Linked DNA regions of Homo sapiens: region 2 is linked to region 1. Evidence: chromatin contacts called from ENCODE Hi-C data. All regions are on one chromosome and are shown on one strand. Each heading gives the region's core, a stretch centred on a gene start or an enhancer-like site at or near the end of the contact. The rest is flanking DNA. Distances are from core to core; before and after follow the strand shown.

The links. Hi-C counts contacts between places; a loop is a spot of excess contacts on that map. Pooled maps may share reads with other maps.
Region 2: a pooled map shows a loop between it and region 1 (2.9-fold over the local background). The contact joins the enhancer-like site here to the promoter of ZNF621 in region 1. A Hi-C loop is called at or near these places in 2 of 50 pooled maps.

Annotation. Positions count from the first base shown.
Region 1 is chr3:40,520,695-40,527,583 of GRCh38, reverse strand. It overlaps ZNF621 (zinc finger protein 621), which reads right to left and starts at 2,624. Exons shown (of 5, transcript NM_198484.5): 1 at 2,310-2,624; 2 at 1,720-1,805. The coding sequence starts at 1,743. RefSeq lists enhancers at 2,143-2,282, 1,842-2,654, 2,933-3,022 and a silencer at 2,583-2,742.
Region 2 is chr3:42,124,577-42,131,465 of GRCh38, reverse strand. TRAK1 (trafficking kinesin protein 1) reads right to left here. Exons shown (of 16, transcript NM_001042646.3): 2 at 5,852-6,046. Among named protein-coding and RNA genes, the nearest start is that of TRAK1, 37 kb to the right of the region's middle. Within about 2 kb of position 4,070, at least 2 of the 41 ENCODE cell types and tissues checked have a DNase peak (open chromatin) inside an H3K27ac peak, as active enhancers do.

The DNA.
Region 1 (6,889 bases), core at 1,375-3,874:
AACTACAAATAAATTAATTACATTAAAAAGTAAAATGCAGCCTGGCCAACATGGTGAAACCCCATCTCTACTAAAAATACAAAAATAAGCCCAGCATGGTGGTGTGCACCTGTAATCCCAGCTACTCAGGAGGCTGAGGTAGGAGAATTGCTTGAATCCGGGAGGTGGAGGTTGCAGTGAGCTGAGATCATGCCACTGCACTCCAGCCTGGGTGGCAGAGTGAGACTCTGTCTCAAAAAAAAAAAAAATTTAAAAATGGACAACACTTGCCAGGCACAGTGGCTCACGCCTGTAATCCCAACACTTTGGGAGGCTGAGGCAGGCGGATCACCTGAGGTCGGGAGTTCGAGATCAGCTGACCAACATGGAGAACCCCCGTCTCTACTAAAAATACAAAAATTAGCCGGACGTGGTGGCGGGCACCTGTAATTCCATCTACTCGGGAGGCTGAGGCAGGAGAATCACTTGAACAAGGGAAGTGGAGGTTGCAGTGAGCGAAGATCGCACCATTGCACTCTAGCCTGGGTGTTGCAGTGAGACTCCATCTCAAAAAAACAAACAAACAAACAAAAAACAGGTGCATGCCTGTAATCCCAGCTACTTGGGAGGCTAAGGCAGGAGAATTGCCTGAACCTGGGAGGTGGAGGTTGCGGTGAGCCGAGATAGCGCCATTGCACTCAAGCCTGGACAACAAAGGCGAAACTCCGTCTCAAAAACAAAAAAAATAAAAGGACAACACTTAATATCTTCTTAATTGACCAACACCTTTCTACCATCAATTTGCCACTAAGGGCTAGGAAAATCTTTTTAATATGTAAATCCAACCATGTCATCCCCCTGCTTAAAATTCTTCAGTGCCTTCCCAATGAACCAGTACAGAAACCACTGTCCTCACCATGACCTATAATACAGGTATCTATTTCTTCCATCTCATATTGAACCACTTTCTCTGACCCCTTCCAGTTTCTAGAGTACATCCAGCTTTCTCTGCAACTTCAGAGTCCTTGCATCTAGCATTTAGAAAATGTATATTAAAGCAACAATACTAGTCTCTCTGGGATACATACAATACAATTTGTGGGCAATCTCTCCAATAAAGAATTTCTGATTTCAAGCTAGTGCGGTGGCTCATGCCTATAATCCCAGCACTTTGGGAAGCCGAAGCGGGTGGATCACCTGAGCTCAGGAGTTCAAGACCAGCCTGGCCAACGTGGTGTAAACCCCGTCTCTACTAAAAATACAAAAATTAGCCACACGTGGCGGCGCACATCTGTAATCCCAGCTACTTAGGAGGCTGAGGTATGGGAATCACTTGAACCCAGGAGGCAGAGGCTGCAGTGAGCCGATATCATAGTGCCACTACACTCCAGCTTGGGCGACAGAGTGAGACTCCGTCTCACAAAAAATGAGTCTGATTTCAGTAGGTGACTTTCATTTCTAGAACACGATCTGGATTTCCACATTCAGAAAGAATTTCTTGGTATAGGTCCCCTTTCTTCCATTTAAATCTATACATCCAAACTCATCACTCTCTATACACAAAACTTTCATTTCCCCAGCACATATTTACATCTGCCATAGCCCTGGAGATAGATACAAAGGGGAAAACACAGCTTGGCCAAGTTAGGCCTTCCTCATCCTTTCCTGATTATCTGATAGCTAATGTGAGTAAAAAAACATAAACAAACAAACAAAAAAACTGAAAGAAGCTCAGCTCACCTGAGGCCAAGTTGTTTGGAGCATGGCGGATGTCCCCTGGCTTCATGCACTGTCTTCTGGGTTTGGACAAGCAAGATCCTCAAGAGCTAAGAGAAAAAGAGCCATGAGTGCTAAGGACCCTGTCGTCCACCACCTACAGCAACCTATGGCCCTCCCAGTTTCCACATTTCCAGCACTGGATGCACGGAGATTCTACTAGGACTCCCTCTAATTGTTCTCACGCTGATAGCCCCAAACTTCTTATGAATTGTTCTGCCTAGTCTTCAGGACAATCTTCCACCTGCCTGCTCAGTCCGAAGAGCTTTTTTTGAGCCCATTCGTACGGGTAAACTGAGGGACCCAAGAGCCCTGTCCCTATTGTGTTGGGTCTCTACAAACGTAAAGAGTCTTTACAGAATGCTTACAGGGACGATGACGTGGACCCAAAAGAAAGAACCTCAGGAGAAGAGGGACTGGGGTGGCTGAATGCGGATTAAGGGTAAAATACTCAGCGTCCCAGTGGGTGATGCTGACCGGAGACCCCACCCAACCGTGATCTTAACACTCCACCCAAGAAAACAGGCAACCCCAAACATCAGAAACGTCAGTACCGGGAGCCAGAGGCTGTCAGGGCAAGTTCTTTAGGGCAGAAAAGAGGATCAGGCCTCGGTGGCAAAGGGCTGGACACGGGCTCTAGAAGCCCGAGCAGCCACCTTGACGGCTTCGGCGAGGCCCAGATGCCCACGGTCCGGGTGAAGGAGGGGCGGGCCGCCATTGGGACCAAGTTCAGGGGTAGTGGGGGCTGACGAGCCGCCAGGGGCAGCGAGGAAGCCGGCACCGGGCGGACCTGGCACGTAGAACTCGCTGAAACCCACGCTCTGCAGAACGCCGAGGAGCTGGTCACTAACTAAAGGCCGAGCCGGAAGGGCGAGTGCACGCCCAGGGTCCCTCTAGGCCCCCGGAGGCCGCCATCTCGGTCGCCCCGTGGCCAGACCCGCCCCGCCTTTCATGGCTGGCCCCGCCCTGCGGAAGAGGCGAGGTTGCGGCGACCGGCTGGGCTGAGAGGCCGGCGGCGGGCGTGGAACTGTGGCGCTCTAAGCCCGGCTTTCTCCGGCAGCCGTCGGCATCGCCTCTGGCTGGAGTGTCACGGACTGATACAGCCTGGCTCTACCGAGACCTCGCCCTCTAGGCACAAGTGGGCCCCCAGTTCACGGGCTGCGCCTCAGCTGTTGGCCGCCTTGGCCCCGTGGCTCACCTGAAGCCTGGGCCGTGCAGGTGAGGGGAGAATGGCGCCTGCTTTGTCATCTCTAAGAGGCCCAAGCCCAGGATCTTGCTTGGGTCCTCAGCTGGGCAGTCCTCAGGGAAACCATGGTTTCCACTCGCCGTTTTAGCCCTCTCCCTTCCAAGGACCTAGATGTGCGTAGAACCTTTTAGGACAGATTCATTTAACAACCAAAACACCCGTGGCTACATACAGTTGCTAGGCATCCTGTATACACAGGACATGTCCTATATTAAATGATCTTGTCCTGTGTTGACTTTGGGAGGACACCCTAAATGTCTTATATTTAGCTTTTTCCAATAAATTACAAAAACTCGTAGTTACAGCTATTTTTCTGCTCAGTAACTGGCACTTAAATAAAATGTTAACACCAGCTGAAATATATATATCTCATACTTCCATAAATAATGATCTGGACAGACCTTTATGGTCTGTTCTGTTAGTTGGACTGCAGGAAGAAAAAACAGTGAAGAGGGGAGGCTGCTAATTAAAAGAACTTACTTTTCATATTCAGGAAAGGAAAAGACTGTTTTTTGACCAAAGTCCCAAGTCACTAACAAGTACTTGCCATTAATTTACATAATTTTAGATCAGTACACGTACTCTGAAAATCAACCAGTACACAACAGCCTCACTCCAAGCTTCTGAACATGAGCCAGTCAGTGATAAACACTTCCCGAAGCCAGCCAGTGGCAGCTCTACCCAGCTCATTGGCAAGTACCTCACTACTGTGCCCTTCCTTCTGGACAGGAGCCTTTCTCCAGTATCAAAGTGGTTGCTAAGATGGACAGACTTTGTTTTTTTTTTTTTTGCTTGTTTTTTGTTTGTTTGTTTTTTTGAGACGGAGTCTCGCTCTGTCGCCCAGGCTGGAGTGCAATGGCGCAATCTCGGCTCACTGCAAGCTCTGCCTTCTGGGTTCACGCCATTCTCCTTCCTCAGCCTCCCGAGTAGCTGGGACTACAGGCACCCCGCCACCACGCCCAGCTAATTTTTTGTATTTTTAGTAGAGACGGGTTTTCACCGTGTTAGCCAGGATGGTGTCGATCTCCTGACCTTGTGATCCGTGCACCTCGGCCTCCCAAAGTGCTGGGGATTACAGGCGTGAGCCACCGCGCCCGGCCCAGACTTTGTTTTACTTTAATCACGCTGATAACTTCTCCTGAACACAGTTCCAGATACCAGGCTCCTCACCACCAAGCATTTCCATGCTATAAAGGGGAATTGGTCTCCCACCACTAAAAGATAAAAAATGATCCTGGATATCTAGATATATTGCTTTATTACAGGGGTCCCACTTCTTGGATTTGTTATTCCTTTCTTAAGAATTAGACTGACTTATGAAGTCCTATTATGGAGAGTATCTTAGGTATCTACTGCTGCATAACAAATCACCCTAAAACCTTATGGCTGAAAACAAAACACACTTATTATCTCTTAAAGTTTCTATGAATCAGTGAACATAGTCAGTCAGTCCTAAAAAGAGAAAAAGGAAAAAAAAAAAAGGTTCTGTGGATGAGGAATTCGGGAGTGGCTTGGCTGGATGGTACTGGCTTGGGATCTCTCATGAGGGTCTAGTCAGGTGTCACCTGGGACTGCAGTCACTTGAAAGTTGGACTGAGGCTGGGGATTTGCCTCAAAGGTAACTCACTCACATGGTTGGCACATAGATGCCAGCTATTAGTGTGAAACTTCCCTTCCTGCGCCGGGTGCAGTGGCTCAGACCTGTAATCCCAGCAATTTGGGAGGCCAAGGCAGGCAGATCACCTGAGGTCAGGAGTTTGAGGCCACCCTGGCCAACATGGCGAAACCCTGTCTCTACTAAAAATACAAAAATTAGCTGGGCGTGGTGGCGGGCACCTGTAACCCCAGCTACTTGGGAGGCTGAGGTAGGAGAATCACTTGAACCCAGGAGGCGGAGGTTGCAGTGAGCCAAGATCCCGCCACTGCACTCCAGCCCAGGATATAGAGCAAGACTGTCTCAAAAAAAAAAGAAAAGAAAAGAAAAAGAAGCCTCCCTTCGCACACCGCGTATCTGTACATGGCTGAGTATCCTCACAACACAGGAGCAGACTTCCACTTCCATCTCAGGTGAGTAACCCAAGAGGTCAAGGCAGAAGTGGCAATATCATTTATGTCCTAGCTTTGGAAGTCACACTCTGTCATTTCCTCAATATACTATCATCACAGGCCAGTCATGATTCAGTGTTGGATACACAAGGGTGTGAATGCCAGAATGAGAATCACTGGGGACCATTTTGGGAGCTGGCTAAACACATTTTTTACCTACCACAGAAACAGTCCTTTCTATAATCTATAGTACTTTTATTGTAACATTTATGAAGCACAATTGTTTTAAATAGATGAATTAGATTTCCAAGAACAATAGCATTAGAACATATATTTATACACTGCCCCTTCTCTAAGCCTATCAAAAAGAGTATCTACCATGAATCTAGAGAAATGGACACACATATATTGGTGTACATACATGTACACATTTTTACACCACAAACTCTAGAGTATCAGACAGTTATTACAATTAGTTCTAATTTGAATTAACTAGAGGGAACAAGATTGGACATGTAACTCCTCCATTTGGTATTATGGTGCAGAGAGAAGAGATGAAAGTTTTGGTAGGCAAGACTAAGTGCCTAAAATCCCCAGGTTGGAACCATGACAGGAATCATGAGCAGTCAGAGGAGAAAATTGGGACCATGCTACAAGAGGCCCATTCTTTTCCAGAACAGCCTCAACAGAAGCAAACTATAGGCAGTGCTGCCTAGAGGAAGCTAAAGGGCAAAAGTGAACCAAAAGATATGGGAAACTTCAGACTTTGCAATTGTGAGTCGGTTCACCTAACAGCAAAATTAAACTCTCTGGAGCTGAATGTCTCTCACCTGATCAATGCCAGAGAGATTAGCTTTCCCTAAAAACACACTATCCCCACCCACTAGCCACTACAATAAGGCAAGAAATAAAAAAGCATCCAGAATTTGAAAGGAAGAAGTAAAACTGTTATTTGCAAACACGATTCTCAATGTTAGAAAATCCTATGGAATCTATAAAACGTTACTAGAACCAATAAGTGAGTTGTGCAAGGTTGAAGGATATGCGGTTAATATATAAAAACCAATTATATTTCTATATGTCAGCAAAAACTGGAAATTTACTGTTTATTATTACAAGTATCATAAGTTATTAAGTATTTATACATGAAAAAGATGAAATTTTTAGATGCATCTGAGGAAAAGTGTGAAAGATCTGCACAGTAAAAATTACAAAACATTGCTGAAGGAAATTAATAAATATCTAAATAAATGGGGAGCTCTACCATGTCCATGGGTCAAAAGACTCTGTATATTTGTCAATTCTCCATAAATTGGTCATTATATTCAATGCAATCCCAATCAAACTCCCAGGAGGTGTTTTGTAGAAAGTGAAAAACTGATTCTAAAATTCATATGGAAATGCAAAGGACCTCTAATGGCCAAAACACCTCGACAAAGAACAAAGTTAGAGAACTAACACTATATGACTTCAACACTTATTAGATTTCAACACTTATTAGATAACTATAATAATAAAGGCAGTGCCTTAATGGCATCAAGACAGACAAACAGATCAATGGAACAGTATCTAGAAATAGACCCACACATATATGGACTTCTGCTTCACAACAATGGTACAAAGGCAATTCAGTGGGGGAACTTTTTTCAAAAAATGGTGTTACAGGCCAGGCAATAGTGGCACAGACTTGTAGTCCCAGCTACTCAGGAGGCTGAGGCAGGAGGATCACTTGAGACCAGGAATTCAAGGGTACAGTACACTGTAATGATGCCTGTGAATAGCACTGCACTTCAGCTTGTGCAACATAGTGAGACCCATCTCTTAAAAAAGAAAAAAATGGTG
Region 2 (6,889 bases), core at 2,821-5,320, 1.6 Mb before region 1:
GGATTACAGGCATGAGCCACAGCGCCTGGCAGACTATATTTTTTAAAGCTCTAGGTGCATCAGGGTTGACAGCCACTGATTTGGAAGCTCAGAGGAAGAGGAAAAAGAAAGAACTGGTGAAAGAGGCTGGAAAGACTGTCCAGAGAGACAAAAGGGAACTCTGGGGGCAAGTGAGGCACTGGGAGCCAAGCCAGGAGAGTGACCAGAAGGGAGCGACCACTGTGTCGGCCCTGCTCAAGGGTCAAACAGGATGAGGGGAGACAGGAGCCTCCAGGTACAGTGGTGGAGGTAGAGGGATTCCAGTTAAACTCCATGCCAGATACTCCGGGTCCTCATGCCTTATCTTGAGCAAATTCCCACTCTCCTGGGATGAGCCCTGCATGAGTAAAAAACATGAGGTTCGTTGCCCCATAAAACCAACCGTATAAACGCTTGCTATGTCTGTGACCGTGTGGACACAAGTGAATGAGCAAAGGTGAAAATGGGGGTATAATAATATTACTGTAGGTTCTACTTTATGGACACAACTCTAGAGTGGTGAGGAGACCTGCACACAATTCCTGGCCCCACATACCCTGGCTGTGCAAGGCTTAGCAAGTCAATGCACCCCGCACCTCAGGGGCCCCATGTGAACAATGATGGTTGGACTAGATTAAAGGTCTTTGTTGTTGTTGTTTACTTTTAAGTTCAATTTTTAAAAGTTAAAATGGCAAGGGGAGCTGGTTTAATATGCAGGTTCCCAGACCCCCCTCCCTCCTCCCACATAAGCAAAGTAAGCAACTCAGGGTAGGATGGCACCGAAGGCCTCAAGAGCTGCCTGCATTGGTCCAACCCAGTGCAAAGTCCTTGGGTTAGGTCACGGAAAAAAATAAATAGTCCAGGAGATGTTTTTATCTCCTTAGTCAGAAAACCTGAGCTGAAATGCAAACAAGTCCTCAAAGGATCAGAGGTAAATACCAGTCACTCAGTAAATACTGTTGGCTAATTCCTTAATATTACTTTACAGTAAAAGCAAACGATGGAACAATATTTTGAAACTCTTATTTGCTTCATAACCTTCTCTTCTTAGGAAAAAGCTGCTCCAGGTAAACTCAGGGAGGGTGGTCTGCAGATCATATGCAGGTGAGATATGGATTTTTTTTTTTTTCCCTCAATCAATGCTCCTTAACCAAAAAGTTACATAGAACAGCCCCTGGAAGAAGGGACCAAAAAGAGTTGCATAGCCACCTAAAGACCAATGCAGCAGCTTTCATGTCTGCTGTCTGCTGCGTGTTATGTGACTACAAAAGTCTATAGCACACACTGTCATTTCCACCAGGGATTAGGGAAGTGTGACCTACAAGCCACAGGATGGAGGTGAAAATCACAGGGAAAAAAGAAACCTCATCTTCAAATTAAGCTGTATCAAGCTAAGTGTCACTTGGGACAATGCCCTGAGCCATGAAAAAAAATGAATTTTGAATATGTTAGACATATATTTTATTTATTTATAAATAAATAAGCTACTGACAGATTTTGAAACTAAGGTTTTGATGGGGTTTTTGCTTTTTTTGTATTTCACCAGATGAATTTCATTCTTAAACAAGAAGTTTTCTTGTCCCCTTTGTAGCTAATCTGAGATACTGGGTAAGAGATGGAGTCAGACCAGACAAACTAGGTCTGACTCACCTTGCTAGGTATGTGACTTTTCCCTAACTTCCCTGAGCCTCGCCATCCTCATGTGCAGAATGCAAGAGTATTAAATTCAGGCCACTCTGAGGATTACCCAGCACACTGCAAGTACCGTACGTTGACTATGCTTTCTCCCAAATGTCCCATCGTTGTGGGTATATTTGTTTTGTGGGTCATTTTAATTTTCTGTGTTTCTCAGACTCAGGAGTTACAAGTCCACCTGACTGGGAGAAGCACTAAAACTTCTCTGAAAAGGTCATTGTACCACCTGGCAAAGGTGGATGCCCAAAGCTTTCTCGCCTCTTCTTAGGAAGTCAAGTGAGGGCCAAATTTAAAAGGTAAAGCCGCGTTTCTCCACTCAGGGGGAGGATGTGCAGGAAGGGGCTGTGTCTGCTCTGATCTGCATAGCAATGTGTAGCTGGCCCTCTTCTCTAGGATTTCTCACGTAGGGGAGCGTATCAGAACCCCAGCGCTCCTTATCCCCATGCCCGCCCACAACCGAGAACCTCTGCCCTAATCGATGCAGGCTACCTTGTCTTCTCACACGCCTCAAAACTGATACAACATACTGGTGAGTCACAGCATCTCCAGGGTTACACACGTGTAAACAAACACACGAAACCCAAAAAGGATACCATGCACACAGCAGGACTCTGAACCTGTGCCTTCTGGTGACGCTCTGCCAGTTTGGCAAGGCTCACAGACCCTTTCCTCAGGAGAAAGCTTTGAAGACGTAAAATACAAAGGACTGAAAAGGAAAACAATTCCATCTAAAACTTGAAAAACTCTGGGATATTAACAACGACAAAAAAAGGCTGTGATATCTGATAAGTGCTTCTTTATTAAAGAATAAAAGAAATAAAAGATCTAAATAAATAAGACAGAATTCCAGTGTATTCCACAACACTCAGCCTTCCACACGTCCATTTCACCTATAACAAAACAGCTCTACCCAACTGTGACATGAAATAAAAGATCTATCAGCACATTTAACAACAAATGTAACTTCATGGCAGTGATGAACAAAGGCAGTTATTCAAAGTAACTGCTTCCACTGAAGCATGACATGAAAATATCTGTGATTTCTACTGGTGACAATATCACAGGTCCTGCTAATACCACTGTGCCTATGTGTGTCTATGTTCATAACTAAAGGAAATGCTGCATTTCAGTTAGAAGTTAATAAAAATAAAAGTAATTTTTTTGCTCCTTTTTAAGTGCATGGAACCCCTAAATTCTCTCTACAGACCCTTTAGGGGTAGCAGGACCTTAGTGAGAGAGCTCTGCTCTACAGGGTCCTGTATTTAAGAGTTAACACCTGATCGTTCAATTAACAGATATTTAGGAAATAGCTATGTTGCTCTAACTACAGGAACCACAGAAGATACAGAATTAAGTTAAGGCTTGGAGGCAAGCAGGCTCTAAGAACTTTCAGAATCTCTGCTCAATGTTTATTTTGGTTCTTCCAGTTTTATCATAAGTTGTGTTATCTACTACCAGGATTTCTCCTTTTTTCTTAACTGTATAACTAAAAACAAAGCAAACAAACAAAAAAGACACTCACTCTCTGTTCAAGTCTACTGTTTGTTTTTTCGTTTGTTTGTTTGTTTGTTTTGAGATGGAGTTTCGCTCTTGTTGCCCAGGCTGGAGTACAATGGCACGATCTCAGCTCACCACAATCTCCGCCTCCCAGGTTCAAGTGATTCTCCTGCCTCAGCCTCCCAAGTAGCTGGGATTACAGGCATCTGCCACCATGCCTGGCTAATTTTTATATTTTTAGTAGAGATGGGGTTTCTCCACGTTGGTCAGGCTGGTCTCAAACTCCCAACCTCAGGTGATTCACCCGCCTCGGCCTCCCAAAGAGCTGGGATTACAGGTGTGAGCCACCACGCCCGGCCTCAAGTCTACTGTTAAACAGATTTTAGAAACTGTGGCTCAGTGTCATGGAGTAAACACTGAGCCTTTCACACATCCATTTCACCTATGATAAAACCAGCCCTACCCAACTGTAGGCATTTTACAGGAATGAAATGAGGCAATTTGTGTGAATGTTCTCTGAAAATTGTGTGGTGTTGCCCATGGATGGTCTTCCAATTACACTGTAAATGTCAGTGATTAATCAAAGTGTGAATGGTGCCAAGTGCAGTGGCTCACACCTGATTTCCTAGCACTTTGGGAGGCTGAAGCAGGAGGATTGTTTGAGGCCTGGAGTTTGACACCAGCCTGGGCAACATAGGGAGACCCCATCTCTCCAAAAAAAATTAAAAATTAGCTGAGCGTGGTGGTACGTGGTACATACATGTAGTCCTAGCTACTCAGGAAGCTAAGGTGGGAGGGTTGCTTGAGACCAGGAAGTCAAAGCTGCAGTAAGCCATATGTGCACCACTGCACCCCAGCCTGGGCAACAGAGCAAAACCCTGTCTCAACCAAAAAAAAAAAAAAAAAAAGTGTATGAATGGGACCCAGGAGCCTCCTGTGAGAGAAATGGCCATGATAGGTACTGCAGAATCACAAGAGGGTCTCCTAAGGAAAGGTAAGTAACGCAGAGAGATTTCCCAAAAAATAATTCTGTTACAAACTCTACTATTCTCTTGTGAATTTTTTTGCAGACGTCTACAGTCTGAAAAAAGCAAATACAAAATCTACCAAGGAGGTTACTGTAGACTCAGTTTTCCATATGATACCACATATCTCCTTGGTGGTACAGACGTTGTGAATCAACAAAATGACTTGCTAAGAGCCTCCTATATGCTACAAGACACATTAGAAATTCTAAAGCTTTAACTTCAATATGAGTACAATTCTAACATGCTTCATATCTACCCTGGTGTGGATTATTCTGTTATTATCCATATTGAAACTGATTATCTGCAGTATTCACAAAGACTCTGTAGGGTTTATGGGTCAATGTAAGCAAAACCTTTTTCTTATTAATATCTAATAAAGAGAACTGAAAACATCCCTAGATACACCCTAAAGGAGAAACTTGCAGTACCAATTTGTTTATTACAAATAATCTCACAAATTCAAGAAAATTGGAGAGATCAGCCTGTATTAGTAAAAATAATTACAAGAAATCTTTAAAGATGCAACATAAGCTGGTTTTGAACCAAGTTATCTGCAGGTAGGAGGATTGCTATACTTTTTTTTAAGTGACACAGTGATACACAGATATGTAAATTGTTGGCTGCCATAAGTTTTTAAAGAGTGAAATTACTTCTAAAAAGGCACATTTTGAATAAATACCAGAATCATAAAGTATTCATTTTTTAAATTATCCTTTTTTTCAAGTCTGCAATATCAAGTTTCACACCCTGGCCATCATGACCACACTGAAAACACTCACCTAGTTTACTGCTTATCCTACCAGGTATCAGCTCTGCAGCCCATCAGAATGACTGGTTTGCTGCTGCAGTGATATTTGGACTCTCCAAACATCCAGCTTAGTGAGCTTTCACACAACAGTTATCAGCCTTGGTACACATATTTTGCTATGTCACATAAATGAGAAGCCTGGATATTCCCAATATCTTTGGTTTTAAATTTAGACAAACACCTTCCCAGTGAGTTTCTAAGGATTTGTATTTTTGGTAAGAAATAGAAATAGGAACATTTTCAAATTCTTCTGTACAGTCAAAAAAAAAAAAAAGTTGGCTCCCACCTATAATCCCAGCACTTTCGGAGGCCAAGGTGGGTGGGTGGCTTAAGGTCAGGAGTGCTCAGGTTGGTCAGCCTGGCCAACATGGTGAAACCCTGTCTCTACTAAAAATACAAAAATTAGCCGGGCATGGTGGTGCGCGCCTGTAGCCCCAGCTACTCGGGAGGCTGAAGCAGGAGAATCGTTTGAACCCAGGAGGCAGAGGTTGTAGTGAGCCGAGATCACACCATTGCACTCCAGCCTGGGCAAGAGAGCTAGACTCCATCTCAAAAAAATAAATACATAAAAAGTTGGTTCAAATGAAAATCTTACTTGGTCCTCACTCCTCTAAAATTTCTATTCAGAACATTTAAAATTGGGACCTTTTGTGCGGTTAACCCCTACAGCCGCATTTCTTTGACTACCTTTCCAGAGGTGGCAAGCCACATCACAGGGTAGCCAGTACAAGATCTTATTTGGGGCCATGGCTAAGAAGACCTGATCATGATACTGCCATCACAACACACATGGACAACTACTTACGGAAGTATTTTAACGTCTCTTCAATTTGCTCGGTTGTGAGGTCAATGTTGGCATCTGGAGAAATGAGAGGTGTATGGAGCCAGTCGTCGTGGTCATAACCGTAGATGGTGTCGGCTCTTAACTTATAATGGGGCAGCTGCTCCTCCAGCAGGCTAATGATCTCGACTTCCGGAAGATCGGTGCTGTTGCACACATCTAAAGACAAGACAACCAAGAAATGAGAGCCCAGAAATGGCTATGGCCTTGCTGCTAGTTAACTAAACTTGTAGCCTGCGGCAGGTATCTTCGGTTATTTATCTACAGCACAAAGAAGCTAGACAAGGCTATATCAGGAGTCTTTTTCCAATTTAAATTCTAGTCTCAAAACTTTGAATTGTGCATGCTTACGGCCAAGACCTACCCAAATGTTTCCTGCTGTTTAGTGTCCACTATTTAGGAAGAAAAGCCAAAATTTTTGAGCTTTTATCATCTGAGTTAAGTCTTTCCTCCAACCCTTTCTCTGGCCATTCTCCTTCAAGCGTTCTACATGTCAGCCAAACCAGTATTAATTTCACCAGTATGCCTAACTTCTTCATGCCACTCTTTTACCATTGAAGCTATCCTCCTATCTAGAATTTTGCCTTCATTTAATTTATTCATTCATCTGTTCATTCATCCACACTTCCTTCCTTCCATCGATCCATCCATTTGAATCCTGAGTACCACGGGCAAAGGAGACACAGTGGTGAACACAAGAGTCATGGTCCTGCCCTTGAAACACTTATATCCTTATGGGGCATCCAGCAATCACACCAATAGGTGCCCATCCTTTAAGGAATAGCTTGGTGTTTTGAGCACACCAAGCAGAATTAATCTCTCTTACCCTTTCTATACTGACATGCCATTTTGTCAGAACTTCAGTTACTACACTTATTAAGTGTCTTGTGGGTATTTCAGTGTCTGATTCATCTTGTTGGGAGAGGGCAAACTTCCATACACAGCTACCCTTGATCCACCACCTGTACCCCATAGCTCTTGGCCCAGGCTGTGCTCAGGGGG